Regions from separate parts of the Homo sapiens genome. Here all the other regions are linked to region 2. The links are chromatin loops, found by intact Hi-C in ENCODE. Cell type or tissue: mammary epithelial cell. All regions are shown on one strand. Each heading gives the region's core, and the rest is flanking DNA. Links, peaks and the distances in the headings are about the cores only.

The links. A loop is a pair of places that touch in the nucleus more often than their neighbours do. Peaks named below come from ENCODE experiments on the same cell type or tissue, not always from the same donor. Only the 100,000 strongest peaks of a DNase experiment are listed, where the experiment ranks them.
Region 1: a loop joins it to region 2, with 10 times the contacts of the local background. A loop is called at or near these places in 59 of 110 quality-filtered maps.
Region 3: it touches region 2 in a loop (5-fold over the local background); 20 of 110 quality-filtered maps call a loop at or near these places.

Annotation. Positions count from the first base shown.
Region 1 is chr2:142,677,559-142,685,973 of GRCh38, reverse strand. No RefSeq gene overlaps it. Among named protein-coding and RNA genes, the nearest start is that of KYNU, 200 kb to the left of the region's middle. In mammary epithelial cell, for the core only: CTCF peaks have their summits at 3,260 (motif pointing left) and 6,987 (motif pointing left); no DNase peak of the experiment used is centred there.
Region 2 is chr2:142,976,181-142,984,595 of GRCh38, reverse strand. All of the region lies in intron 8 of KYNU (kynureninase), which reads right to left. Among named protein-coding and RNA genes, the nearest start is that of KYNU, 100 kb to the right of the region's middle. In mammary epithelial cell, for the core only: a CTCF peak has its summit at 3,639 (motif pointing right); no DNase peak of the experiment used is centred there; H3K27ac peaks cover 1,434 bases.
Region 3 is chr2:142,793,866-142,802,280 of GRCh38, reverse strand. No RefSeq gene overlaps it. Among named protein-coding and RNA genes, the nearest start is that of KYNU, 80 kb to the left of the region's middle. In mammary epithelial cell, for the core only: no CTCF peak of the experiment used is centred there; no DNase peak of the experiment used is centred there.

The sequences.
Region 1 (8,415 bases), core at 246-8,245, 300 kb after region 2:
TGTGGAATACTGTCCCAAATCATATCAGTATTAAATAGCAATATTTTGCTGGCTAACCCTTTCATTTTTCTGAATAGCAAACTATCTTTTCCCTAATGCTCCATTCTTGGGATGTTCCTACTTTCTCTATAATCTATTTTCAGGCCACATAATGATTTCAATTCTTACTTCTGTGTCTGTGAGTATTGTATTTGAATCTCCAATGAAACCCTCTCTTTCTCAAACTCCAGTACCACATTTTGAACTACTGGACATCAAATTCACTTTCTGGACATCTCTATTTGCAGGAACCCTGTATACCTCAAGTCCAATGTGTCTAATGATGAATTCGTTACTTTCCCGTTCACAGTTGCCATTTTTCTCGTGTCCCTTACTCTAAAGATAATTAAGACTAAAGCTATGTTTCAGAATCATCCTTGAGGCCTCCTTCTCTGCAGTCCTCCAAATTTAGTAATTAATTATTATCAAATTCAAAATATATACAATTTGTTTCTTTCATCATCAACATGAGGCTACTGCCTATGATCACTCATGTTGTACAGTGCAAAACTTAGGAGTTTCTATTTACATATTCTTTTATGGGAATGATACTCATTAAAGATGTGCAGAGTCATCTTCCTAAAGCATTTCTTTTACCCTTTATTTCTTCCCTCTAATCAGAAACAAGGAATATGAGAAAGCAGAAAGTGTGCAGATAATGGGATCAGATAATCTACGAAAAGAATTGCGATGGTTGGCGCAGTGTCTCACACCTGTAAGCCCAGCACTTTGGTAGCTTAAAGCAGGTGGTTTCCTTGTGCCTAGGAGATTGAGACCAGCCTAAAAAACATGACAAAACCCCATCTCTACAGAAAACGTAAAAAATAGTCTGGCATGGTGGCGTGTGCCCGTAGTCCCAGCTACTCGGAAGGCTAAGGTGGGAGGATCGCTTGAGGAGGTTTAGGCTACGGTGAGCCAACTTAGGAGACAGAGCGAGACCCTGTTTCAAAAAAAAAAGAAAGAAAAGGTCTTGCTCTATGTCACACTAGATGAGTGACCTCTGGCAAGATATTTAACATCTCTGAGAGTCCATTTTTATCTTCTGAAACAGTAATTGCAAGGTAGGCAATTTTTGAGGCAGTCATAAAAAGCATTACTCTATCCAGTGAGAAAATATTGCCTGGTGGGTATGATGGGGGAATTCTTAGTATCAATGAGAAGAATAAAGGTTTTAGGCACTTGGTAGTAGAATGAGCCACAGAGAATGAAGTTGCCATAAGAATGTGTGAGGAGGATGCCAAATGTCAATCTTTCTTGAATCACAACTTGCTTATTAATATTAGACTGGATAACCCACTGAAATTATTAAATAATTATAAACATCAAAGATTTAAAGCACACCACCATTGTTTGTCCTTGCTCACCTTGCAGTGAAAACTTAAATTGGAAAAAAGACACTGGAGATAATAGATTATCAATTTAGCCCTTAAGGCTATTTTTAACCCTGATACCACACCACATTCTGAATTGTACTTCTGTTAAGATAGGTGGTATAGTAGAATTAATAGTGACAAGAGAATTTGGTGCTAAAAAATGGTGTTCGAAATTCATTCATCTAACCCTGTCACTGAAATTGGATAATTAATTTGCATGGCAAACAGTTAATTCAATCCAAGTTTATAAAGGTTAAAATGCAGAGAGTATCTTAAGATCACAATCTTCCCCCAGTTAATTGAGCTAGCACTAAACATTTTCTTGTGATAATTAAAATTGTTGCTTTTATACATCAACTTGATCCTCATAATCACCCACATACTTTCTCTCAACTTTATACCAGCTAAAATTGTTTTGTAGTTAAGCAAAACAATGAGATTAAATCAGATGTGGTAGGAAGAAAATGTAATGGAAGGTAAATATGTTATTTAAAAAATTGCATCAGCTTCTCCAAAGATTTCATTTTGATTATTGTAGATGTTCTTTGAAAAAATAATATTTTGAATGATTTAAAAACATATAATTACTTTCTTTTTAGAATAAAAAATCTAAAGTACGCTATTAAAACATATATAATTCTGAAGAAAAAACTTAATGGGCTTTATATTTCTGAATTAAAATGTAAAAAGAAAGAATTTTAAATGAGTAGCATTTAGCTTAGAAAAAGACTTGCTCACTGTTCTATTTTTCCTGTCAACAATGAAATACATTTTAGCTAAGTGTTGTTTTGGGTTGGGGAGAAAACAGAAGAATGCCTTAATTTCTCATTAAACACAGCATTAATCAGTGGTTAATTGTAATTATTTAGCCTGTAGAAAAAGTGAAAGTAGAATTAGAATTTGACTGCAAGTAAAACAAACTTTGTCTTTCTTATTGATTGAAGCATTTTAAGACAGCTATTCAACAGGGTTTGCTTAGCAAAATTTTGGTAGTGCTTAGTCAATGTGTTGAATGGTAATTGAAGTCAGTTGTTATATCAAACTCTGTATCTTTTTCTGTGTTAACTTTAAAAAATTAATATTATTTAGTAATAGAGGACAATATTAGTATTGTTTTTCCAAGATCAATGCATAATTGCAATTAAGTGTTTTAAGTAGTTTTGGAATATATTTTCTTGCTTTTTGGACTGCAAGTTTGATATTAAGATCTACTGAATCGCTATTTTTGAATGTGTTCCCTGATATTTTATTTAGAAACAATTGAAAATGATCTAAATTGTCTGTACAGATTTTCCCAGTACTGTTGATGGCTCTTGCTAATTGTTAATTTGTTGTTAAAGGCACAAATCTTGAGTCCTATCAGCTTCAACTCCCATTTTGCCTTTTAAAAGCTCTATTTTGTTTGTAATGCAGAGGAGAAAATTGAAGACCAAACTGTTTCTCAACAGGATGCCAGAAAATAAATAAACACCTTATTTCAAAATGTGGAAATGTCAACGGCATGCCTTGTCTAGTTTCTCATTTGGTGAAAGTGTGGTGGTCCTAGAGTTGCATCCTTTTCCCAATCACTATACTCAGAACCTTGCTATGATGTTTTAACAGAAATTGTTCACCAAAGAAGCAACACATGAATTTGGCATTCTTTAGCTTCTCTTTCATCGGTGTCTAAATTATCCTTACATTTTCTATATCCTATTCTAACAGGCCTCTGCAGTCAAATGCTCAATGTTATTAACCTCTAACAAATTGGATTCCTGATGAATCCATGTTCTTTTTTGAAACAGTGTGAATAAGTCACCACAATGCCCCCAGTAGGACTCTTCTAGTGGATTTGTGAATGGACCCAGTCTACTTGGTCTTTGCTTTTTAAGATTTTGATGCCACCTTTTGGTGGTTTATGAAATAATTACAAACATAAATGAATTTTTTTCTTTCTATTCAACCAATATCTTTTAGCCTAAGTTTTACGGTTGGTAATTTGCTTAAATCTGTGGACTATTAAAAAATATGGTATGTCCACAGTGTGCTTCATTTATGTAGTACATTTGGATATTTGTGGTTTTATCAAACTAAATGTCACAGTTTGTATCCTTCCTAAAAAGCAGGCTCTGACATGTCAATTTTTATAAATTGAATTAATAATGAGATAGGAAATTATAATATAATCTATTAATTGTATTTTGTTTTTAGTTTTTTTTCTACCTTTATCCTCCCCCTTCTCCCATAAAATGTCCTTCAATGGGGTCATAAGTAGCTTTTAGAAGGCAGCTGAAATATGGCTATTTCCAGGAACAAGGAAGTAACCTCCTCTGAAACAGCTTCTGTTTTCCATAACCTAGGTGCACGTTGAAAGTAAATTATCTAAGAAAAGGTGGTAGCTCCAAAGCCAGGGATAATAATAAAGACCAACCTCAGCAATTTCTTAAAATGCACCAGTGTAGCCCAAAACAGCTTCAAATGTCAAAATTGTCTCTGTGATTTTTGCCCCTTGCAGGGGAGAAATAATTCTTTTTCCTTGCCTATCAGTAGGTTCATGGCTGAGGACAATATTAAGAAAAAAAAAAGACAGATTAACAAGAGAAAAGCATAAAATTTTATTGGATATGTTTTACATAACATTAGAGCCTTCATAAGGGAGTGAATACACAAAGAAACAAGTAAATTTGTGTATTTTTATGCTTAGGTTTGATAATGAGTGGGCAGTCATGGAGAAATATGATTGTAAGATAAAGGGGTTATGATCTAATGGTAATAAATGGGAGGTCTGCGTTCAGATTCTTCTTTGTGCCCTGGTATCTTTGAGATAAAGATATCTGGATTATCCTTCCAAATCTTGGGATTTGGAACACCAAATCAAGGTGTTGGTATGGGCATGCTTCCTACGAAGGCTCTAGGGAAGAATCCTTTCTTTCCTCTTTCTAGCTTCTGGTGCTTTCCAGCAATTCCTCTGTTGTCTTTCGCTTACAGCTGCACCATTCCAATCTCTGCCCTCATTTTCACATGGCCTTCGTCCCTCTGTGCCTCTAGATCTCCCGTCCTCTTATTAAGGATATTACACCTAGGATTTAGGATCCACTCTAATCCTGAATGACCTCATCTTAACTAAGCTAATTACCTCTACAAAGCCCCTATTTCTGAATAAGGTCATATTGTGAAGTCCTAGGAGGACATACGTTTTGGGAGGATACTATATACAACCTACTACAGGAATGATTGTCACCATTAATATCAAGCAGCACCTCTGGGTATATGGATGGCTCTTCTAGAATAAGGAATTTATGCTCTGCTACAGGGGAGAAAGGCCAGGGGAAGGTGACAGTGATCTTGCTTCTTCTGTTTTCTCAAATGCCAAAGTGCCGTATTTTGGGATAATGTAGCCTGAACCCCATCACTCACTTGATTTTCAGATCTCTAATTTCTTACTATCTCATGAGCTCTTATATTTTTTTCCTACCTTTTTACTTTTCTAAGTGGGAGGGGTGGTCTGGATAGCTGATCTATCATTAGCAAAGTCTGCTCCTGCCCCCAGTGAGGCTTCCTCTAAGTGCCTCCTCATAGCACGCTTTCTTTAAGCTTGATATTTGAAGAGCAACAAGACCCTCAATGCTTCTCATAACTTTGTCATTAACAGTGTTGGTGATAGAGGGCAATTCTCTTCAAAATTATGATTTTAATAAACCTTTATCAAAACTTCCAGTTTATACACATTTTCCCCTTTGCTTTCTCTTCTGTTATTCCCTGCCTCTTTTATTGGTGGTACTTCAGCCTTTCAAGTGTAGAACAGCATGGGATTACTGGGGAAAAAAAAAAGGTAATACAGTGGTTTTAACTACAAAGTCAGTTGCAGGAGAAAGGAAGGGGAATAAGAGGCTTTGGGAATAAAGATGAGTTTGAAAAGTATTCATTTCAGAGAAGTATGGAGCAGATTTTTATTTTTAAAAAGACTTTCAAGATAGAAATACCCAAGAGATAGTGGACTGAGGATCTCTGATAAAGGAAAATAAGGAAACTCCACTTTAGGTATTGGAATGAAGTTTTGGGTTCTGAAATTGTGCTGTTAGGAAAAGGATCTGAAATGTCTGGGTTGTGTCTACGGCCATACCACCCCAAACATGTCTGATCTGGTCTGAAATGTCTGGCTTGTAAGGAGTTTGCATGCCAGGGTCCAAAAAAGAACTGAGGGCTAAACTGTTCCTACCACCAAAAAGATCATTCAACAATGCCAATTATACATGACATGAACAAAAATGTGGGAAAAATTTAGATTAATCACAAAAATCTATATTAATCACTTATAATTATTACTTAAATTACTTTTTGGGAATTGTATTTATTTTCTTGGGGGTTACTATAAACTACCATCAGCTGGGTGGCTTAGAGTATCAGAAATATTACTCTCTCATACTTCTGGAGGCTAGAAGTCCAAAGTCAAGGTCTTGGTATGGCCATGGTTTCTCTGAAGTCTCCAGGGGAGAATCCTTTCTTTTCTCTTTATAGCTTTTGGTGCTTTTCAGGAATTCCTTTGTGGTCCTTGGCTTATAGCTGCACCATTTCAATCTTTGCCCTCGTTTTCATACAGCCTTCTTCACTCTGTGCTTCTGAATCTCCTGTCCTCCTATAAGGACACCACTCATGAGATTTAGGACCCACTGTAATCCAGTATGACCTCATCTTAACTAAACTAATTATATCTACAAAGCCCATATTTCCGAATAAGGTCACATTGTGAGGTTCTAGGAGGACATACGTTTTGGGAGGATATTATATACAATCTACTACAGGTATAATTGTCACCACTAATATCAATAGCTAGGTGTGTATATTATTGTATGTGTCATACAACTTTTGACATTTTGTTTTGTTATGATCCTTTTTCTTATACTCATAGGCTTGGTCATAGTTTACATACTTTTTCAATTACAGATGGGATTCAATTGTCCATTTAACGAGCACTTATTTTACATCTGGTAGGTGATATGTACCTTGCTAGGCACTTAGGGTACAACAATGAAAAAAAAAACATAGAGGATGAAGAAACAGAATGCAATGGGAGAGGCAAGTTTCTAAATATCCGGTAATACTAAAGTGAGATTTGTAATGGCTACATCAGAAGTGATAGATTCCAAGCAGAGGAAACAGCATGATAGTCAATGAAAGCTTTGAGATATCATGGTGAATTTTGAGAACTGCCAGTTATTCTATATGGCAAGCGGATACAAAGAAAGTTTCAGTGAAAAGTAAAGCTAGGATGGAGTTCAAGAGCCAAATTATGCCATATCTTGTATAACCTAGACAAGGTGACTCTAGTTCTCTGGATCGAAAAGAGTTACTGAAAAGTTTTAACCTTGCTGAGGAAGACAGGATTAAATGATTCACTTTGTTTCAAGTTTCTTCACTTGCTTCAAATTTCTAGAAATTACATCATTTACTAATCCTCTTCAGGTTTGTACATTCTAATATTATGTGACATTTATTTTGCTTCTGCAGTTTGAAAGAATGTTTTTGAATGGAATGGTGAATCTACTAAAAATTCCTGTCTTCAACCCTCCCCCACCCCAACTCCCTCTACAGGTGACTATCCACCTGAGTACATTTTGAAGATTTGCTTGTTACACAGGGATTTGTAATTTTATTTACTTAATTAAAATTGTATTTGTAACTTTAAATTCCTATGGACACTCTTAGGTGATGAGGGGAATCATGGGATTGCTCTGATATTTTATTCAAGAGTGAGAGTAGTTTAACCTCTCCCAACCTCCCAGCACTTCTACTGCTGTGGGAACCAACTGAAAGTAGAAGACAACAATTATTTTTTCAGATCCCATAATACGATACTGTTTTGTTCTAAGTGTCAGTCACAGTCACACACACACACACACACACACACTCATCTATCTATTATTTGATCACTGCCTTTTTCCTGCCTTGCTCTGGTAAACCTCTTCAAAGATGGACATAAGAAATAGAAGGATTATACCTGTTGGCTATGGATGGAAATTGCATTTGAAGTCATTAATTCAGTGAAAATTGTCAACAGATCACACACAGAGGATGTGAAGAGCTGTAAAGGCATCAATCAGAGTTTTATGTAAGGATACTCAGAAACAGAAACACACAAAAGAGGAACGGCACAGAGAATGTATTTTGGAATGTGGCTATAAGAATAGCTAGAACCTTAAAAATTGCTGATACTGGGAAAACATGACCTGAGAGAGCTATGCAGTTGTGAGAATACTACATACACAGAACTTAACAACCCTCTCAAAGTGCATATAAATTTCTACAAAAATAATCCCACTAGCCAGCAAATCAGAGATGTACTTTTTTTCTTTCTACTGGCTCCACAATAAAAGAAAATAAAGTTAAGAACTTTCTGGAATTAGTAGGCAATTATAATAAACAATAATAATACTTTTTTTTTTTTGAGACAGAGACTCGCTCTGTCACCAGGCTGGAGTGCAGTGGCATGATCTTGGCTCGCTGCAACCGCCGCACCCTGGGTTCAAGCGATTCTCCTGTCTCAGCCTCCTGAGGAGCTGGGACTACAGGTGTGAGCCACCATGCTCAGCTAATTTTTGTATTTTTAGTAGAGATGAGGTTTCACCATGTTGGCCAGGATGGTCTCAATCTCTTGACCTCGTGATCCACCCTCCTTGGCTGCCCAAAATGCTGGGATTACAGGTGTGAGCCCGGCCAATAATACTTTTAACATAGAAAAAATACAGTTAGATGTTATTAAGCTAGAAAGCATTTTATTTGTACATGGTAGATGTTTTCTAAGGGAGAATAGTCGTTGGCTAATAAACTGTAAATATATGGTACTGAGAGAAACTGACTTTAGATTGAGGGATTGCTAGCAGGATAAATGGTCATTTTAAAGCCTGACTCATTTATAAGAGTCACAGTGTGACTGGATGAAGACACACAGGAGGGGACTGGGTTTTAGAGAAATGATAAAGACCAAGTTCATCATCATCTTCACAGAATTAGTCTTGGCACAGTA
Region 2 (8,415 bases), core at 219-8,218:
TCTGATGTAGGATGGCTATCTTAAAGCAATGTATTTATGCAATTATTTGAGTGGCAAGCTGAACCTGCCACTTTTATATCATGGACAACCATTTCTGCATGAAAGAGCAACTGACAAACAATGACGATTCACATGTGTGATGTATTTAACAGATATTCTTTTGAAAATGGAGTGTCACTTCAATAAAACAACTTATAATATTTGCTGCCAATGATAAAATTAGAGTTTCCAGGGGAAATTAGAATATTGAAAAACTTGTATCCACTTCCATGAGTATGACTAGCTCCCATTATTGAGATAATTCTGATGAATATAGTAGTAATACATAATTTCTAATTATTATATGATTAAATATGTCAATATTTGGAAAATACACATAATTCAATGAACCAATATTTTCTGAATGGCCAATGCTCGATGTTACATATTGTGCATTGATAAAGGATCTATTCAAAATGCAAGTTCAGTCAATGAATTTTAATATAATAAAGTACAGAAAGTTCAGTGATTCAGCTTCAAATTCCATACCAGAACTCCTAAAAAGTTCTCACTTGTCAAATTCTGATGCAGTATCAAAGAATACACAAAATTGACGGAAAGGCTATTCAACTACTCCTGCCTTTTCTGATTACATATCTTCATGAGTGCCTATTTTCTTTGTAAGATTCAAAAAGAGAAAAAAAGAGATTGAATGCAGGTATAAAAAACCAGCTGTCTTTTATTAAGTCAGGTGCTAATACGATTTGCCATATATAAACAATGCTACTGTTTTTTAAAGAAAACATAGTTTGTATAACAATATTTTGCTTATGTTAATATGTAATGCATTTGTTGTTATTCTAAAACAAATAAATACATTTTAAAATTTTGTTTTAATTGCAAATACAGTAAATACAGATATAGAGCCAATGTCAAATCTCCTAAGACCCTCAGTGGTTTTTAAGAGTGTAAAAGGTTTCCTTTTCTAAAAAGTTTCTGAACTGCTGCTTAAGTGTATCCTAGTAATATGAAAGAGTCAATAGTTTTCTTGTTTAGCATTTAATCCCACATCATGTGCATATTTAATCAGTTCAAGTATATACACTGTTATAAATTCTATCAATGGTTCTGCTTCTCTGCCCTCTCTTGCGCCCATGTTATTTGCCATGTAAGTTCTAGTTCCTCCACTGTGGGTAAGGTGTAAGTTTCAGCCACTGGGATCAGCCATGTGACTTGTTTAGACCAACAGAATGTTAGCACATGTAATAAAAATAGTCTCAGAAAAGTACTTGAGTGACTAAGCTTGCTCCCTCTTGCTCTCTGCCATCTCTATGAGAAGGACTTGCTTGGGCCAAACTGCTGGCCCAGATGGAAGATAAAAGAAATGTGGAGCATAATCATCCTCACCTGAACTCAATCTGGATCAGCTGCTCCTCCATGCCCTCCTCACCCCTTGCAGTTTGCCACAGAAACATGAATGAGCTCAGCTGAGACTTGCAGAACCCCTCCAGCCAAGTCCTACCTTGATGCTCTGATGCCAAGGTGATCCATAAAATCAATGGTTATTGTTTTAAGACAACAAGTTTCAAGATGATTTGTTACACAGCATTTTAAGGGAAGAGTGAATTGATATACTCAGCTCCCAAAAACCAAGACATCCTTTACTTGGTCTTAGGAATTACCCCTGCCATTCCTCTTAAAGAGTACAAGATACCAAAGGATCACAAGATGGAGGCTTGGATCAGTTACTGCGTGAGTTCTTCTAGTTCTCATGTTAGAATAAGAGTAACAATCCTTGCTTAATACTATTTGGTAAGCAAAATATGCATACTTTGATACAGTACAGATCCTCAATGTGAGCCAGCTGTTTTATATGGTGCTTAATTTTTAAAAAGTATTCTTATCCAAAAATAAAGAGGAAGAATGAAGTTGTTTGGGAGAGAATTTCAAAGTTTAATATTAACTCTACTGTCTCCTTCATACACATTGACTTTGTACCCTAAGAGTCTCTTCTGATCTGACTCCATTCTGTTTTAGTTATTTACTTGTCATGAGGTTTTAAGTGTTTTGTGTGTCTGCCTAGTGGAATTCACAATGTTAAAAAAGCAAGTCTCTGTTTCCACTAAATTCCCAGAAGCACAAACTGGAACAATGAATACATATTATCCAAATTGTACCCAAGTAGGAAGTTTCTAATTTATTTGCTGATGATCAAAGTCATTTAACTTACTGCATATCAAAATGTTGCAATGTTTACTGAGAAAATATAAAGATTCATTCCACATTAAGACAACTTTGTACATGAACATGAATTTAAAAACTGGCTAAATGCAGGTGATAGAACTTTGCAAAACATTTTACCTCTGGGTTTGTGTATGACTGGTTTACCAAGTGTAGTTTACTATGTGTACGATTAGTTTACCAAGTGCACATACCTGCTCCAAACTAGATTTTTTGGAACACTGAAGGCACACAACTCTCAATGGAATTAAAGTTTTTGAAGTAAATACTTAAATAAATTTTAGAAGTGTTCTAACACTTCCTAAGAAAAAAAGAACCCCAAATTACAAATACAGGTGTTTTCCCTAGAGAAGAGACATGCAAACTATAGTCTGTTTCTGTAAATTTAATTTTGGATCACGGCCAGTCTCATTTGTTTAAATATTGTCCATGGCTGCTTTTACGCTACAGCAGCAGAAATGAGTTGTTGCAACAGGGACCATATGGCCCACAAAGCCTAAAATATTTGCTACTTGGTTCTTTACGGAAAGATGTGCTTACCTCTACCCTATAGGATTGGTTTGCATAAAGAAACCTCAATATACTGAAAAGTTAATTAATTAAAACCTCATTCACTATAGTATGACTGGAGTTAGTATCTCACAAAAGGACAATATATCAGCACAATATAACTGTATTTTGAGGGAGGAAGGGAGATTAATTTATTCTTTGTTCCTCACCAAAGAAAATGAGCAATACGTACCATGAAAATAAGACAAGTGCTCCATTGTAATATAAGTTTAAGGAGTAATAGGACATGAATATAATTAATCTTCATCAAAACTTAGAAGTCATCAGGTCATCACAACCTAGGTTTGGAGACTAATGTTTAGCTTTAACAGACACACACACACCCCTCCACACACATTTATTTGTTTATATTTTAAGATATACTTATAATACTGAAATTCCATATGGGGAAAAAAGTTAATTATTCTAAATTTGAAACTCTCTTTTCTTCTCTTCAACATTTCCAATTAAAGCAACTTTTATGAAGCAATTTTTACAGCTCAGATTTTCACAGATTTGTTTTTACAACTCAATTTTTCTAAGAAAACTCAAGAAATAGAAAAAGCAGCACTTTCATTATCAATTACTTATAAAGAATGGCACACTGAAGAAACCACAAACCTTTATGTACAATATCCCATTATGAAAATCCTTCTGGCCACATTTGTGGTACCACGTTGAAAAATCAAGTATGACTTCTACACTATGTTTAATGCATTTGTAATTATTTCCCCATTGGTTGGTAGACAATATAAATTATTAAAATATAAAATGTATTGAGAAAAGAACTGGAAGATACAAACATGAATATCACTGCAAAGTGATTTCACAAAAGTGTCACTAGATGGCAGCATCTTAAACATTAAAAAAATCTAATGGTTCTCCAAAACCTTTCTACAGCCATCCAGTTATTTTCATTGTTTTGCCTCATGTAGGTAACATGATATGCATATGTGAAAGCAAACACTCTATACTTGAGTAGCTACTTTATGCAATTTTTCAATAAAAATCAAGTATTTTTCAACACATTTTATTTAAAATTACCCACAGGTGCTCACACTCATGTTGATACAATCACACTCATACTGACACAGCTCACACTCATATTGACACAACCAGCACAGCATTGTTCAGCCACCATGCCACCTTACTTTATAGTCAATCCAAAACTTGCAATCATTTTCAGGCCATTCTGATTATTTCCAGCCTGCCTTCCTCCCAGAAACATTATAAATCATACATTTGATTATAAGACTCACTGCCTTTGTTCACAGAGCCCCCATTAATTTCAGAATGCAACTCATAGTCCTTGGTATGGTTATCAGAGGTGTTTGAATCAGAGCAACTCCATCTTGAGTAGGGCCTGGGTAAAATAAGGCTGAGACCTGCTGGGCTGCATTCCTAGTAAGTTAGGCATTCTAAGTCACAGGATGAGATAGGAGGTCAGCACAAGATACAGGTCATAAAGACCTTGCTGATAAAACTGGTTGAGTAAAGCTGGCCAAATCCCACCAAAACCAAGATGATGACAAGAGTGACCTCTGGTCATCCTCACTGCTCATTATAAGCTAATTATTAGCATTATAAGCTCATTATAAGCTAATTATTAGCATTATAAGCTAATTATAAGCTAATACATTAGCATGCTAAAAGACACTCCCACCAGTGCTAGGACAGTTTACAAATGCCATGAAAACATCAGGAAGTTACCCTATATGGTCTAAAAAGGGGAGGAACCCTCGGTTCTGGGAATTGCCCAACCCCGTCCCAGAAAAATCATGAATAATCCACACCTTGTTTAGTATATAACAAGAAATATAATAACCATAAAAATGGGCAACCAGCAGTCCTCGGGGCTGCTCTGCCTATGGAGTAGACATTCTTTTATTCTTTTACTTTCTTAATAAACTTGCTTTCACTTTACTTTATGGACTCACCTTGAATCCTTTCTTGTGAGAGATCCAAGAACCCTCTCTTGGGGTCTCTTGGATTGGGAGCCCTTTTCTGGTGACATAGCTATTTATTTTTTATTTTTTAAGTTTTTGTAGATGAGTTCTCACTACGTTGCTCAGGCTGGTCTTGAACTCCTGGGCTCAAGCCATCCTTATGCCTCGGCCTCCCAGCGTGCTGGTATTGCAGGTATAAACCACCATACCCAGCCCTCCTGGGTATGACTAAAGATCTGTATGATCTGTTAGTGCCCCTTGTTCAGATACCCCATATAGACTTCTCTCTATTTACATAAACTTTTCCCTTTCCTGGGGATGTGCTTTCTCTCCTCCATTTGCCTAGCAAGCTCAGATTTTGATCACCAGATAACTTTGAGTGAAGATTCTTTAACCATCTTTCTCTTCTCTCTTATTCTACTGCCCTGTTTGTATATCTCTCTTGTAACAATTTTCTAATCTTACTGTCTTCTCTCACACAGTATGAACCCAAATAATTGTTGAATAAAAAAATAAATGAATGAACAAATAATAAAGTCTTACAAAAGTCAATAGCTATTCTCTAAAGTGATGTTAAATTTGTAAGAATATTATGTGAGGGATTCTGTTTCTGATGCAATTTTATTGCATGTGCTCTTTATTCAGAAATGACATCTTTTAGAATGAAGTATCTTGGGCAAAATAGTAGTTGAGAATATGTTCAAAATCATTCTCAATTAACAAGAAATATCGTGTGTGTTTTGTCTTTGCCATCTTCACTAACACAAAACTAAAATTTTTTCTAATTAGTGAAATAATATGATACATAGGGCCTGTGCTGAAATTTCCAGGAGAAAAGCTAGCTCACTCTTTCCTAACTTTGATTAATTGCCTATTGAAATGAAACATAAAATGGTAAAGCTGAAGTATTTTCCTAGTAGCATTAAAGCTCTGATCACTTTATTGATTGATTTGGTATCAAATTGATTTTGGACTATTATTATTGTTATTATTTAGTTTATTCCTTTTTCACCAAGATTAAATCCTGTGAACTGTGAAGACTCTTAATAATTAGCAAATTTGGTATGAAAAATAGTACTTATACAAGATAAGATATTTGTCACTATACCCGGGGCTGATATATAGATGGTATGCATTGATACGCTCTTATTAATTATTAAAATAATAAAATAGTTAAGGTACATAAAAAGTCTTTGTCCTAAGCCACCTGACTAACCAACCATGGTTGCAGCCCTTGAGTTCATGAGAGGTGTCTGCGAATATCAGCCTGTGAATGTTCACTGCTAGGGACTGGCCCAGACTCCAGTGGATGAGACAATGCCTTTGCCAGTGCCACTATCATTATGGTAGGTGAATTCCAGGTGACTATCAGTACCTTCTAATAGGCTAATGATGGATACTACCTGGTATTAACATGGAGTATGACCTTCTTTGTGACTGTGGGAAATGCAGCTTCTATACCATACCAATCAGAACTTTAAGTGTTCTGAATATCATTTCTTGCTTGATGCAAAAGTAATAAGAAACAATCCAAGAACTACAGTGCTATAAATTTGGACAATATTACTTTTTAAAAAGTATAATGGGAAATTTAAAGAAAATGAACGAAAAAAAGAAAACGGTATAGGGAGATGTGTGTCTGGGTGTGTGTGTGTGCACACATGCTGGTCATCTTTATATAGAGGGTAGGAATAAATGATTAGCAATAATAGGTTGGCTAGTTAACTCTGATATTGGAATTTCCCAAAGGAATTCCTAATTAGGGAGTTTTTGAATAGTACTAGAGAAAGTTGGGAATGGAAAGGAGGAAGATGAAAGCTGGTAGGTTTTTTTGCCACAGTCTTGGAGCATTTAACTTTCCAGAACTCATTCAAGTGTTATGATTCAAAAGCATACTTAGGTGCTAAGTTAAAAACAACAGTAAATATTTCTATAAGAGGGGCCTCCACTATCTCTGTAAATGCCTCTTTTCAGAGTGAATTTCTATTCTGAAAGTTCTGCTTTTCATGCAGACTAAATTTGCCACGGCCTTCAAAAATCCTTCTCACTCTTTATTTTTCCTTTCCTCCCAACTCTCTGGTTATGAGTAGGAACTAAGCATTATTTGCATATTATGTTCATGCTGTACTTAAAGTCAGTAAGTTCTACAGGTCACAATTCCTTTCCAAAAATTATTTAATATAGCTATCTACTATTTTATGCAATGTATTAAGCTTCATTTATTTATATCAGTATAGTATAGTTCAATGAGAATAGCAACTCCTCACTATTAAAACATGAAACAATAGAAAATGAAAATCAACACAAATAAAAAGGAAAAAGACACAATCTTCAAGTGGAGCTTCAGTGAAATTTAGTAGAAATCATGTCACACGGCAACCAGAACCAAAGCTTACGTTTTCTGCAGGACAAAACCAGAATACTGTTCCAACTTATTTTAATCCTATGGCTCTTATAGTTAATATAAGATATCAAAAAATGAATATGATTATTCATATATATATATATCCACACAAAATTCCATCCAGGAAGCTAGCCACCTGAAAATCAATTCTAAATGCTCACATTTTAGTTGAGCACCAAACAGGAACAGAAACGAGAAAAATTCAGATGGTAGAAAATATTTGAGCCTCAATTTTGTAAACCACAGCTAAAATTCTAAGGCCCCATCTGAATGGACCCCTCCTCTTGGCCAAGGGCATTCCAGAGTTAACCTGAGAAGCTAGTTCAAGCCATGATGGAAGAGGGGATGGACATACTTCATTATGCTTTCCAACATTAACATCAACACAGACCATAAGTCTGATAAGAAATATTTACATTCTATTCCCTCTGAAGCCTGCTACTTGGAGGCTTCATCTGCGTGATAAAACCTTGGTGTCCACAGCCCCTTACTGGAACCCAGCCATTCCTTTCTATTGATAATAACTCTTTCAACCAGTTACCAAAAATATTTTCAAATCTACCTATGACCTGGAAGCCCAGCCCTCTCCTCCCCAGGCTTTCAGCTTCGAGTTGTCTTTCCCTTCCAGATTAAACCAATGTAAATCTGGTATGTATTTACTGATGTATTATGTCTCCCTAAAATGTATAAAAGCAAGCTGTACCCTGACCACCTTGGGCACATGTCATCAGGAGCTCCTGAGGCTGTGTCATGGGTATGTTCTTAACCTTGGCAAGATAAACTTTCTAAATTGACTGGGACCTGTCTCAGATACTTTTGAGTTCACAACCTTCTGATAAATTACCTAAAATTAAGGTAATTTACCTAATGATAGATTTCAAATATATCTTTTACCAAATATTTTAAAATGTAAGTGCATAGAGAAGGCGATCATTACAAAAAACCTTTACACAACAAATAACTTGGAAAAACCCCGTTGTCCTAGAGCTACTGAATGACTGTATTTGTGTCAATATATACAAACAGAGGAGACAACAGGCCCTGGTAGAGACAACACTTCTCCATGCCACTCAGGTGGGCTAATGCTAGAGAACTGGATGCCATGAATATACTTGGGAGATTCCAGAAAGGTTAAATGTGGAGCCTTGATAAGTAAGCAACAACAAAGAAAGGGCCCCAGGTGGGGAAGAATAATGAATAATTGTTCTGAGAAATGTTAATCACAAGTAACCTGTGGACACAGTGACCTCCTTCCACACATAGCCCCAGCAGCATGGCTTCGGTCAGCATGTGGCC
Region 3 (8,415 bases), core at 246-8,245, 180 kb after region 2:
CTCCGCCTCCTGGGTTCAAGTGATTCTCCTGCCTCAGCCTCCCAAGTAGCTGGGATTACAGGTGTGTGCCACCACGCCTGGCTAATTTTTTGTATTTTTAATAGAGACGGGATTTCACCATATTGGCCAGGCTGGTCTCGAACTCTTGACCTTGTGATCCGCCCGTCTAGGCCTCCCAAAGTCCTGAGATTACAGGCATGAGCCACTGTGCCTGGTTGCAAGTTGATGAATTATAATTTATTGTATTAGTTTACTTTCCTGAAGTGATATGGTTTGTATATTTGTCCCATCTAAATCTCATGTTGAGATTTCATCCCCAGTTTTAGAGGTGGGGCCTGGTGGGGTCATGGGGGCAGATCTTTCATGGCTTGGTGCTGTCCTCACAGTGGTGCATTCTCATGAGATCTGGTTGTTGTAAAGTGTGGCACCCCCACTGCCACTCTCTTTCTTGCTCCTGCTTTTGCCATGTGAAGTGTCTGCTCCCCCTTCACCTTCCACCATGAATAAAAGTTCCCTGAGGCCTCCCAGAAGTGAAGCAGATGCTGGTCTCCTTCTTGTACAGCCTGCAGACTGTGAGCCAATTAAATCATTTTTTCTTATAAATTACCCAGCCCCACGTACTTCTTAATAACAACCCAAATGAACCAAAACACTAAGTATTATAATTTACTGTAACATTTTATCCTTCATCCCCCACTTCATCCCTGAAATCCTACTCTATACCTGAGCCTTACCTGATGATACCTGCTACCCAAGTACTCCCTCAAATCCCTGCCCAAATCTAAATCTCATTTCTGCACTGCACATCATGACCTAAGATGTGATAAGGAGTATTATCATGAAGATTATGTTGCTAAGTGTTTTCACCCTTTGTGTGTATGTGCATGCACATGTATATCACATATGAGCTAGTCATTAGATGAACATAATTGTGAAATTCCTTTACGAAGTAAACTTTAGGAATGTTTCAATTAGATTGTGTGTTAACCAATCTACTTTTTGTGTATAATCACAGTGTTAGCCACACTGACAAGTTCAAATTGAAAATCCTTAGTAAGTCTTCAGGATAAATGTTATTAATGCCACACACTGAAATGTAGAAGCATTTTATTTTTTAAGGTAATTCACTAACCACATATCATCAAGATTAGGGTAACATTGTCCTTTTGAAAATTTGATTGTTTTTCAACATTGTCTAACTTCTGAAACTAGACTGTTATAGTATTTAAAGTGTTCCTTTTGCCAGAAACTGAAGACCCCTGCTATCTAAATTATTGCCTTAACATTTTCAGCAATTTTAGAAGTAAACTGAAATATATTTGGAAATTTTTGTTTCAAAACTGGCTTTTAGCCTAGCATGGTGGAGTATACCTGTAGTCCCAGCGAATCAAGACGCTGAGTGGGGAGGATTACTTGAGCTCCAGAGTTTGAGGCTACAGTGCAAGTTTGAGACCATCCCTAGCAATATAGTGAGACCCAATCTGTCCAAAAAAATAAAATAAAATAAAAAGCTGGCTGGGCATGGTGGCATTTGCCTGTAGTCCCAGCTGCTTTGGAGACTGAGGCAGGAGGATTACTTGAGCACAAGAGTTCGAGGTTGTGGTGAACTATGATGGCACCACTGCTCTCTAGCCTAGGTGATAGAGTGAGACCCTGTCTCTATAAAAATAAATTAATAACTGAAAATAAATAAAATTCAGCTTGTAATTTTTTAAAAGAACATATATACCAATTTTTAGTTTTTATCAAAAAATAATTCTTAATTGACAAGAATTTTTACTTCAATCACAAAACCTTTAATTCCTGAGACTTTCTAAATTTCAGGAGGAACATTTACTGGAAATAGTATTTGACTTTTCTGAGTCATGACCCTGCACTCTCTAAGGTGACTTTTTGTGGCCAGGACATTTCAATTAGTAGCTTAAAGTGACAGATGTGCACACCAAAATGAATTTCCTAGTAACATATTAATCTAGAAACCATTTAAGAGTTAAAATTGATTCATTTTCCAGTAACATTGTATAAGAATCTCCCTTTACAAAAATTCATTACTTCCCTTTAATGGGATTTTATAGAAAGTAAATTTATAATGTATTTATTCTTTTGAAGGTCTGTGGAAGATACCCCATTTCTCATTTCCGTAAAAATGATATTTAAATAACACTTGACTATTTTGATAGCAATCATGGAATACTTAACCATTAAGTTCATTAATTCAAAGCACCAGATTTTGTGACAGTCTGTGTGGGCGGGATATACCCATTTAATAATGATAATGTGCCTCTCTTGAATTTACCAACTGTAATCCCAATGTATGGTAAAGTCTGATATTTAATGATTAATACAAAATGAGATTAAGACTCACAGAAGACTACTATGGGAAAGAGCAATTATGTACTCATACTTGGCAAAGCAATAATTGTCAGTTTCTAATTAATGAATTATCTCAACTGGTTAATGTAAATGTTTTCTTGCCACATACTGTGTTTCTAACTCTGACAACTGGTCTCTCAAAACCTGCATTTTTAGTCCAAAGAAACACTGAGAATGGGATGGGTAGACAAAGTTAAATGAATCAATGTTAAGTCTATCATTTACTATTTTTAATACATTATTAAATACTATCTCAAAACATTGTTCTATTTAATAACCTTATTTAGTCTTTTTTGTACATAAATGACATATTGATCGAGTCTTAACGTGACACCATTGTTTGAAGAGTGTAACTGGGACACACAAATTAGCACATAAGAGATTATTTTAAAGTGAGCACTGGATAGTTTCTTTCTTACCAGCTTTTGGCGCTCTCAAATGGAAAAAAGAAAAGCTATAAGACTTAAAAGCATTTAGTTGCATTGAACTTTAAAGCAACTCAGGACCAATATGTCTCACTGCCAAGTTATATTTAGTCTTTCTGGGGTGAATAGTTTTATCTTTTTAGATAAATGGAATTATAAGCGTTTTAAATTGCTCTTGTCTTATGTTAAATATGAATAATAATACCTATAACCTGACTATTTTAGAGAGATATAATGAGGAGGATTTATGAGATGCTTGCAAAGAACTCCAAGCTTCTTGGAACAAAAGCTTCACATATCTACATTTCTGGAAATATAAAAATACTTGAGCATCAATCGTGGCATAAAAGATGTGCTGGCATTACAGTACATATTAAACTCTATGCACATCTGATCTGATTTGAGGATTTTGTATATCATTTTTTCTCATAAGAATTCTGTACCATTTTACAAATATTTCCAGTCACTGCACCATGATGAACTATAAGCTAATTACCAATTTACAGGCAAATTTATATTATAATTTTTGGGGAGGGTGGGGGTTGGAAATAACAATAAATAGACATGGCTAAAATTGTCTTGGCCAGGTGTGATGGTTCACACCTGTAATCTCAGCACTTCGGAAGGCTCAGGTTGAAGAATTACTTGACACCAGAAGTTTGAGACCAGCCCTAGCAACATACCAAGATCCCATCTACTTAAAAAAATTTAAAAAATTAAAAAGCTGGCTGGGCATGGTGGTGTTTGCTGTAGTCCCAGCTGCTCTGGAGACTGAGGCAGGAGGATTGCTTAAATACAACAGTTTGAGGCTTCAGTGAGCTATAATTGAGCCACTGCTCCCTAACCAGGGCAACAGTGTGAGACCCAGTGTCAAAAAAATAAAAGTCTTACATAGTAAAATAAATTGTTTGATTTACATAACCATAAGATTTGAGATAGCACTGTCTTCAGATAATGATTGATTTAGAGACTCAATAGTCAATGATATTTCCAAGGAAGATGCTTCCTCTACTTTCCACTTTGCCTTCAAATCTGTTGGTGTCATCCTAAAGCTTTTTCCCATCATGGTATGAATATGGCTTTTAGCACCTCATGAGACTGCATGTTTGCTTCTCGTTTCTTAGCCTCAGAAATCTTTTAAAAACTCCAGAATTTGCTGATGGACTTAGCCTAGGTCACATGTTTTACTGTGGCACCATTAATATGTGACTTTGTTTGGTATGTAAATCCCCAAATGAAAACTGGGACCTGTTGTGAAGGTTGAGTTTAATTTTGAGGTGCACAAAGATATATATCTCAATGTATATGTAAATCTAGATATATCAGCTTCAAAAATTAATACCTATTCAGAGCAAGTTAGTTATTTTATTGTATTAAAAATATAAGTATAAATGGTATGGCAAGGGCTTACTTGCATGTAAGTATCAAAATAGCTTATATTTGCCCTCAAAATTTGTATTTCAAAATGGCATGCCTCATTCTAATTTTATTGCATATACGTATATATGTGTGTGTGCTTTTGTGTGTGTATTTTTTTCACTGAGCTCCCCCCCTGCCAAAATAATTTCTGCAAATTTCTAGACTACATTTATATATTCTGGAAAGCAAACCTAGTCTTCAGTTTCCACTTCACTTTGGCATCTGCTTCTGGTCTATTGATCCTTGCTTTCTACCCACCTATTGGACTGTACATCTCTGCTTTTTTTTTTTTTTTTTTGAGATGGAGTCTCAGCATGTCACCCAGGCTGGAGTGCAGTGGCGCGATCTCGGCTCTGCAACTTCCACCTCCTGGATTCAAGCGATTCTCCTGCCTCAGCCTCCCCAGTAGCTGGGACTACAGGTGCATGACACCATGCCCGGCTAATATTTTTGTATTTTTAGTAGAGATGGGGTTTCACGGTGTTTCGATCTCCTGACCTCGTGATCCACCCGCCTCGGCCTCCCAAAGTGCTGGGATTACAGGTGTGAGCCACTGCGCCCGGCCAGTTCTGCTTTCTTTAAGGCCATGGAGTTTGGTGTTTCTCTGTACAAATTGCTTTTACTAAGCTCCTTATGGAACTCCATAAGGAGCTGGCTGGCTTCGTATCATTTCAGGTATCTATTCAAAAGTGATTCTTAAAAGAGGCCTTCTTGGCCATCTTTTCAAAATGATGTCCCCATCATCTATTATATTAACTTATTTTATTATTCTGATAATACTAATTAGTATCTAAATTTTTATACTGTTCATTTTTTAAAATCGCCAATTACTTTATTCATCTCTTCACATTAGAATGTTAGCTTTGTAAGAGACATTGTCTCATTTATCAAGGCTATTTTACTCACCCATGTATTCCCTGCATAGAATAGTGTCTGGTATATAGCAGGGGTGACAAACATGTGGAAAAATGAGCAAATGAATGTGTTGTCTCTGTGATTTTTCTCTCTTGTCCTGCTTCTCAAGTATGAGTGTAAATTTGTCCTTAATTTCTCACTGAGGAAGTTGAAACTTAAAACATTTTAGAAGAGAAGCAAAACCTTGTGTGTAATTTATAACTGGTACTAGATATGCCAATCTCAGAGCTCAAAGGTAAACCTAAACTAGAACTTACTATTTAGAGGCTCCTCACAAGATAGCTCCTGTCTAGCTTCCAGCCTGTGTCTATACTGTATTGGCCAATTTCCACTTCTCCTAATTCCTCTGCTCGCCACCCACCTAAACCAGTATTCTTTAGCATGACAATCCTACTACCAATGGAAAGACAGATTTTCTCTTTCCTCCCAATCTTAGACTCACCAATTCAGTTTCTGTTCCAAGTTTGACCTCTTCCCTGAATGATTTTCATAAACATTTCTATTCTGTTTAAGGACAATTTCACTTCCAACCACACACATATGATCTTGCCCAACTTATTCTAAAGAACAATCCTATTGGGACAAAATAGTCTTCCATCAGCCCCTCTCTTGAAAAACACACTACTTGCCTTGAATAATAATAGCATGAGAAATCAACAATCTAATCTAATAGTTTAATGTTTAGCCAAGCCCAATTTATTTCCACTGTACAGTTTATTTTTTTTTTCCCCAAGCTCGAGTTAATTGAGCTTTCAGGTCTTTCTTGAAGTCCTTAGAGGTCTCTATTGCTGACATCTTGTGGCCATTGTTTTCACAAAAATGTCCCCAAGGGCTTGCTATAATTTTCAGAGAGAGCACATTCTAAAACCATCCTTGGAGAAAAATTCCTCTAAGGGAAGTACAATCTGCGGAAATGCAACTCTGCTTGCAACAAAGCCAGCCTCTTTATATTATCTTACAAAGCAATTGCATTCCTTGGGGTCACACCACTGATCTACATCCTCAAAATTAAAAAGCACATTTTCAGTGTGTGGTGTTCCTAGAACAACAAAACAGCCTCTCTGAAAGTAGAATCGTCTCTAACAATTGGAAGGCAGAAAATTTCCTGACTGCTTTAAAAGAACAGGTTTGTTTAGTTTAGATTTTATTTATTTGCTCTACCACCCTTTCAACCTTGCCTATGCTAGCTTTAGATTTCAGGGATATTAGCATGAAGTTTGAATCTTAATTAAAATAAAAGTGTCTGGTATACCCATAATCCACAGACATCTTTGCTAGTAAGATGTCTGCTTAAGGCTTTCACATGCTCTTCCAGGGATCACTGCTTTTTCCATCTTCCAAATTCTTTTTATGTCATAATTAGCTAGTTATATCATCTTGGGAAGAAGTGAACCAAATTGAGATGCTCAAGTGGAATACAGGTCTGAGCAAAAATGTTGAATAAAAATTTTCAAAAAACCTAGCTGTCTGCCCTACCATTCTCCAACAGGAGAAATCGCATCACAAACAACTTTAGTTACATTCTTCCAATTTATAGGTACATAACATTTGGAAGAGTGACACTGGGTTAAGGTTTTCTCACATCAGGAAGAAAACATATTTCATGCACATCATAAGGATTTTGGAAACTGATTTATCAATAGTGAAGGATTTAAGTCAATAATCAAGAGTTGCTGCTCATATTCTCTGATAAATTTCAGTTTCTCCAGAAGAAATTAATACATTTCTCTACATGTAAATCATGTGGATAGCTCTCCTCTAGGATTATAGAATTCTTAATGCTGAACTTGATATTTTGGAGGTTAAATACAGAGTCATATTTAAGAACAGTTTTTTTCCCCCTTAGGCTTTCAATGATATAGGCCAAATACTTGAACTTGGGGTTTGCTAACCTTTAAGGCCAAAAGTCTCAAGAGAGAAAAGCCCATGTTAATGGCTTAATGTAGAGTAGTGGAGACATGTGACAAAGGAATTCATTTTAGTAGCACTTTAATGAAGTGAGAATTTGGCAAAAGAAGCTGAGAAGTCAAAGGTTGAGGTGGTAATGGACTGGATTTCTCTTGAATTATTGGGACTTCAGTTTGATTGATTTAGTAAAAGATACACTTAAGGCCATTATGGATAGAGCACTCAAAGGTGCCATTATCTCAATCCTCTCAATGCTACTACTTCAATACTTCTAGAAATTGTTACTTCCTTTCACTTCTTATTGCCTTTTTCTATCACTGTATTAGCGTTTAAATTAGTATCTCACATGTCATTGTTTCTTGCTATAGTCCATCTTCCAGATTTCACATAGAATTATCATTCTGAAACACAACTGCTAAAATCATATTTGACTTATGAGAAGGTAAATTGCTTCCACCTTAATGTACAACTATGGCAATATCTATCAAAATTAAAAATATCACTTAACCAAGTAATTTCAAGAATTTGTCTTGTAGCTTTATACTTACCCATGTGAAATGGTGAATGCCTAAGAATATCCATTGCAGTGCAGAAGACATCAAAAAGATCTGGAAAAAGCTAAATACCTATCTGTGACAGACAGGCTATATTTACTATGGTACATTCAAACAGTGGCATTCATGTAACCATTATAATGAATAAAACACATTTGCATATATGAAAATTCATTGTCTGTTAGATTTATTTATTATTGGAAAAATAAACAAGATATGGAATAGCATATGGGGAAAAATATATAGAAAGAGTAGAAGGATAAACATGAAGGTGTTCATAGCCATTACCTCTCAGGAGGGATCCAGGACTAAAAAGTAGGTAGGAGACTCACTTGTTACTGAGAACATTTTGCTTATTTATAAATTCAACTTGTGCTGTAATGCTCATTAAAACATAATTGGTTTTAAAAATCATACAATGGCTTTCAGTAATCTGTTGGATAACCTAAAAAACTATTAGTATTATATTTCTTATAGACAGATGCATCTGATACAATAACATTAGTATTATATATAATATAATGCCATATATATCTATGATGTCATATATATACCTCATAATGTCACATACAGGTGATATTTTGACTATAATGTATTATTATATACCTAATGTAAATATATAACAGTGGTGTATGGGAGTATTTCTGTTGCCAGTCATCAATTTAAAATCTTCCAAAATTTGCTCCAACAGAGCTTTCTTAGTTTGTACAAGTCACATAGTAGGGAGTTTGGTGGTCTCTGTTATAAATTAGTTCTGTGTGATTTTAAAGAATTGCTTAAAGTGGAACTTTTTTGAATTTTTAAAAATGACTTTTATTGAA